Regions from separate parts of the Homo sapiens genome. Here region 1 is linked to region 2. A link is an interaction called in ENCODE POLR2A ChIA-PET data of the cell type or tissue named here. Cell type or tissue: OCI-LY7. All regions are shown on one strand. Each heading gives the region's core, and the rest is flanking DNA. Links, peaks and the distances in the headings are about the cores only.

Region 1 (2,915 bases), core at 97-2,596, 150 kb before region 2:
CAGCTACTCAGGAGGCTGAGGCAGGAGAATCACTTGAACCCGGGAGGCAGAGGTTGCGGTGAGCCGAGATCATGCCACTGCACTCCAGCCTGGGTGACAAGAGTGAGACTCCGTCTCAACAAAAAAAAAGGAAAAAAAGTAAGCCTTTTACTTTCTCCCACTTGAAACATACATGACTGCAGTCCATTTTACCTCCAGAGTAAATAAGTAAAAATGACCCAGACATTATCTTAATGAGGCAGAATTCATATAAGTGTGGGCCATGGTAGCAGGTTTGAATACTGACTCTCATTTCTAGGTCTGAATAGAAACCTCGGTTTAAATACTGACCCTTTGAAATCTAGGCTTGAATATTGACTCTCATTTCCTGGCTGTGTGACCTTGGCAAGTTCTTCTTTCTGATTCCCAGGGCATATGGCCACAGAACATGGTACATGATGGCAAGAATTAAACAGACAACATGTGTAAATAAATTGGTACGTATTAGGTCTTTGGTAAATGGTAGCTATTATTATTTTCAAAATAATTATTTCATTAAATTGAAAGAAGGGACTTGGAAAGACAATCAAATTAGAAAACATTCTGGAAACCTCTCCAAAGGCAACTTTTCCCACTTCCACGGCATCTATTACCTTTTTCGTGTCTACGGCAGGAGTGTGAGGGCCCTTTCCAGGGGAGCTGAGAATGGACAGTTTCAACAATGAAAAGTGGTAGTAGAGTCTCTTTCCTTCTCGGTACTATGTAGACCAACACAAAGCCTGGCTCTTTCTGGACTCAAGTAGAAAGGAGGTCTCTGCTCATGATTTCATGGTATCAGCTTTGTAGCATGCATCTGGATTAATTTTTATGAGCCCTTAGAGTATATCATTTACCAAGTTGTACGTGCAAGCAGGTTGCCTGACTTCCCAGAAACTAGGTTCACGAGATAGTGCTGAGCCTTTCCGGGTGAATGAATGACCAGAATGCAAGACCCTCCTAGCCCTTCACTGAACCGTGGCTCTCGAGGGTGTAGTTCTGCATGTATCACTGGGCTGCAGAAATGCTTTCCAGTCCAGCTCACAGCGCTATGCACACAGCTCCTCCTTCTCCATCTGAGGAGGGCATTTATAGGGCACACACAGCTGTCCAAAGAGGAACAACTCCTTCAGCAGCGCACTTTAGGCTTGGCTTTTGTGAGAGAAGAATAAACATGAGCTTTGTGGAAGTTAAAGATAAGAAAATACTGCGTCCTGGCTACAGGTCCAAGTCCAATCTCTTACACTCACAGAGCCCATCCTTTGAGTCATCAGCACAGAGCTTACCAGTCCTTACCAGTAAGGGCATTCTCTCAAGAATCTCAGGCTCTAATTCTAATCCTGAGTTAGGCTAGACAGCACACTTGCCACCCCCCACTTTGGTGTCAGGAGCTGATGTGCCAAATGTATATCAGGTCCTTAATTGCTGGGATGATTTTTTCACATTCACTTTTGGATCTTTTTTATCTTTTTCTTTTTTTTTTGAGACAGAGTCTCGCTCTGTCTCTCAGGCTGGAGTGCAGTGGCATAATCTTGGCTCACTGCAACCTCTGCCTCCCAGGTTCAAGCAGTTCTCTGCCTCAGCCTCCCGAGTAGCTGGGATCACAGGCACCCACCACCACGCCTGGCTAATTTTTTGTATTTTTAGTAGAGACGGGGGTTTCACCATCTTGGCCAGGCTGGTCTTGAACTCCTGATCTCAAGTGATCCACCCTCCTTGGCCTCCCAAAGTGCTGGGATTACAGGCGTGAGCCACCGCACCCAGCCTGGATCTTTATCTTCTATTATTTTGAGAGGATGGAAAAGCAACGTACAAATGCACTTTATAGCACTCTATCAGGCACTCTGAAAAAAAATGTGAACTCTCAGGCCAGGCGCAGTGGCTCACGTCTGTAATCCCAGCACTTTGGGAGGCCTAGAGGGGCAGTTCACTTGAGCCCAGGAGTTTGAGACCAGCCTGGGCAGCATAGCAAGACCCCATCTCTATAAAAAAGAAAAAAGTTTTCTAAATAAAAATTATAAAGTAACTTAAGAGTATAGTTTGATTGTTTGTAAGCCAGGTGTGGTGGTTCACACTTGTAATCCCAGCACTTTGGGAGGCCGAGGCAGCTGGAGCACCTGAAGTCAGGAGTTCAAGACCAGCCAGGCCAATATGGTGAAACCCCATCTCTACTAAAAATACAAAAATTAGCCGAGTGTGGTGGCGCACACCTGTAATTCCAGCTACTTGGGAGGCTGAGGCAGGAGAATCACTTGAATCTAGGAGGCAGAGACTGCAGTGAGCCAAGATCTTGCCACTGCACTCCAGCCTAGGTGACAAAGTGAGACTCATTCTCAAAAAATAAATAAATAGGCAGGGCATGGTGGCTCACACCTGTAATCCCAGCACTTTGGGAGGCCGAGGCGAGCGGATCACCTGAGGTCAGGAGTTCGAGACCAGCCTGACCAACATGGAGAAACCCCATCTCTACTAAAAATACAAAATTAGCCAGACGTGGTAGCTCATGCCTGTAATCCCAGCTACTCGGGAGGTGAGGCAGGACAATCACTTGAACCCAGGAGGCAGAGGTTGCAGTGAGCCAAGATCACACCATTGCACTCTGGCCTGGGCAACAAGAGCGAAACTCCATCTCAAAAAATAAATAAATAATAAATAAAAATTTAAAAATAAAAAATAATAATTGGATTGTTTGTAAAACAAAGAAAGGATAAATGCTTGATGTGATGATACCCCATTTAACTGATATGATTATTATGAATTGTATACCTGTATCAAAATATCTCATGTATCTCATAAATATATACACCTACTATGCACCCACAAAAATTTTAAAACACAAAATAAAATGAACCAAGGACTTTAGCAGATGCATCACTAAAGAAGATTTAGGCTCTATCACC
Region 2 (2,915 bases), core at 291-2,790:
GAAATGTTCATAAAATACTTGTGAATGCAAAAGTATGATGGTTTCAGAGGGAAAACTCTTGGGCATTATTTGAGTTATGAGCAGAACCAGCCTTCTTTAATTTTCGCTTGAAACAGTGACTCACTATGGTGATTCTGACATGAGCATTTTAGAGATATTTTCTCAAACAAAGTGAGCTTTTACTTTAAGGAAAACAACGGACGGTATTTGTTGCCAGTGATAAAATCTGAGATTTCACGTGATAGTTTGGGTTTTGGAAAATTATTAGATACTGTGAGCTTGATAGCTTCCTGTTATTTAGAATTTTTCTGATGATCTTGGTAAAAGTAGTAGTGAATACAACTTTTTTTTTTTTTTTTTTGAGATGGAGTCTCGCTCAGCTGCCCAGGCTGGAGTGCAGTGGCGTGATCTTGGCTTACCACAACCTCCGCCTCCTGGGTTCGAGACCAGCCTGGCCAACATGGTGAAACCCCCATCTCTACTAAAAATACAAAAAATTACCTGGGCATGGTGACGGATGCCTGTAGTCCCAGCTACTCGGGAGCCTGAGGCAGGAGAATCACTTGAACCCGGGAGGCAAAGGTTGCAGTGAGCCGAGATCACGCCATTGCACTCCAGCGTGGGCAACAAGAGCAAAACTCCCATCTCAAAACAAACAAAGCATATCATATGAAAGCCAGAAAACTGACTTAACCTGAGGCAGTATAGTGAAGATGTACTGCTGTACAAGCCAAATGAAAGCAAATTGCTTCTGAAATTCTGTTTGTAGAGATAGAGAAACCTTTGCCAGAATGATAGCTGCATATCAGGTACTGAACTAAGCAGATCACATATGAATACCAGCTCTTCCTTGTAGTCATTAAGATTAAAACACAGTCATCCTCTAAAAATATTTGTTTTCTGTATTAGCCAGACAGTTGTATTAAGTAGGTACCTGCTAGGAATTGCAATCCTTGCATCTTTCAGTTCTTTGACAATTCTTTCAGGAATGCAAATTACTTTTGTTTGGAGGGAGAGCTCCTGGGATCTCCATCAGACTTCCTGATAAAAACTACCCTGCAACTCCACCTGTCATGGCATCAGTATGGGAATTTTGTCTGTTGGAAAACTAAGACTGCCCTTTGCAACTATATGTTCAACACCTGGAGAAGATAACCAATAAATTGGGAGGGTTAATCTACTCTGATAAATGGACTTTTGACCAAAACTTTATTATTTGACCACTGTCATTCCTCTTTCTGACAAATGTGCCACATTGGTGCTATCTGGGTCTTTTAGAGATTTAAGAGTTAGCTTTTATAGTCCCAGAAAGGTCTGGGTGTTTCACTTTTCAAGTACATGGTTACCTTAGTAAGGGGCTGTTGATCTTTGTGGAAAGCCAAGAGGGAAATCACAGTACTTGTGATGTAATTATAGAGCTTTGTCTAAAGGATACCTTGCCTTACTGCCTTTATTCTAGAGGGTCTGCGAACTTTGAGAGGCTGTTATTTTTCTATCTTGGTGGCTTATGTCCCCCTTGTCAGGTCTCTGTATTCCATACATATTTGTTTACCCAGGTTAGGAGTTAGCAGACTTTTTCTATAGGGAGCCAGATATACAGTCACTGAAAAAAACAATGCAGTGCTGCCATTGTAGTGCTAAAGCAGCCATAAATAGTACATAAATGAGCTTTTCTGTTCAATTAAAACTTTATTTACTAAAACACAGTGGGTCAGATTTGCCTCCGGTTGTAGTTTTCATACCTCTGGTGTAGATCACATAGGATTATAGTGGAATGTCTTTATGTTACGGTTTTAGGGACTTTCCAAGGTTCCTGCAGACAAACCAGTTTGATAACCACTAGGTTCCTGTTCGTTAAGCTTGCCTGGTACCACTTGAAGTTATAATTAAACAGTCAACAAAATCAGCCTGTGCATTTGAGTTTTGGTTTTAAAGCTTTAGAGCAGGGGTTGGCAAACTGCAGTCTGCAGGCCAAATGTGGCCAGCCTGTTTTTTTGTGATCCACAAGTTAAAAATGTTTTCCATAATTTAAAATAATTGAATAAAGAAGATCAAAAAAGAATGATATTATTTTGTGACAAGTTAAAAATTACATGAAATTCAAATTTTCATGTGTAAAGTTTTATTGAAATACAGCCACATTGATTAATTTATGTGTAGGTTATGGCTGCTTTCTTTTTCTTTTTTTCTTTTTTTTTGGGACGGAGTCTCCCTCTGTCGCCCAGGCTGGAGTGCAGTGGTGCAATCTCGGCGCACTGCAAGCTCCGCCTCCTGGGTTCACGCCATTCTCCTGCCTCAGCCTCTGAGTAGCTGGAACTACAGGCACCCGCTACCACACCCAGCCAATTTTTTTTTTTCTAAAGTAGAGATGGGGTTTCACTGTGCTAGCCAGGATGGTCTCGATCTCCTGACCTCATGATCCACCCGCCTTGGCCTCCCAAAGTGCTGGGATTACAGGCGTGAGCCACCGCGCCCGGCCAGGTTATGGCTGCTTTCACTTCACAACTACACAGTTGAGTAGTTGCAACAGAGACCTTTGGCCTTGGAAGAATTACTATCTGGCCCTTTACAGAAAAACGTTTTCTAACCTTGGCTTAAGATGGAGAACGATTCTTTAATGTTGTACTTAGTAACTGCCTCTTTCTTTGTCAGTGCCATGAGTCAAAAATTTATGCTGTGAATATGTCACTTTGTGTTTTTTTTTGAGACGGAGTTTTGCTCTTGTTTCCCAGGCTGGAGTGCAGTGGTGTGATCTCAGCTCACTCCAACCTCCGCCTCCCGGGGTTCAAGCGATTTTCGTGCCCCAGCCTCCTGAGTAGCTGGGATTACAGGCATATAGCACCATGCCCAGCTAATTTTGTATTTTTAGTAGAGACGGGGTTTCTCCATGTTGGTCAGGCTGGTCTTAAACTCCC

The links. ChIA-PET counts read pairs that join two places held together with the same protein. Peaks named below come from ENCODE experiments on the same cell type or tissue, not always from the same donor. Only the 100,000 strongest peaks of a DNase experiment are listed, where the experiment ranks them.
Region 1: POLR2A ChIA-PET joins it to region 2 with 5 read pairs; 3 of 35 experiments call an interaction of 5 or more read pairs at or near these places.

Annotation. Positions count from the first base shown.
Region 1 is chr3:177,298,478-177,301,392 of GRCh38, reverse strand. All of the region lies in intron 1 of LINC00501 (long intergenic non-protein coding RNA 501), which reads right to left. It also overlaps the pseudogene ASS1P7. Among named protein-coding and RNA genes, the nearest start is that of LINC00501, 5.5 kb to the right of the region's middle. RefSeq lists an enhancer at 1,120-1,209. In OCI-LY7, for the core only: no CTCF peak of the experiment used is centred there; a DNase peak (open chromatin) is centred at 1,071.
Region 2 is chr3:177,144,036-177,146,950 of GRCh38, reverse strand. The region is part of intron 1 of TBL1XR1 (TBL1X/Y related 1); the gene reads left to right. Among named protein-coding and RNA genes, the nearest start is that of TBL1XR1, 52 kb to the left of the region's middle. RefSeq lists a silencer at 2,116-2,410. In OCI-LY7, for the core only: no CTCF peak of the experiment used is centred there; a DNase peak (open chromatin) is centred at 1,840; H3K4me3 peaks cover 1,398 bases; H3K27ac peaks cover 2,442 bases.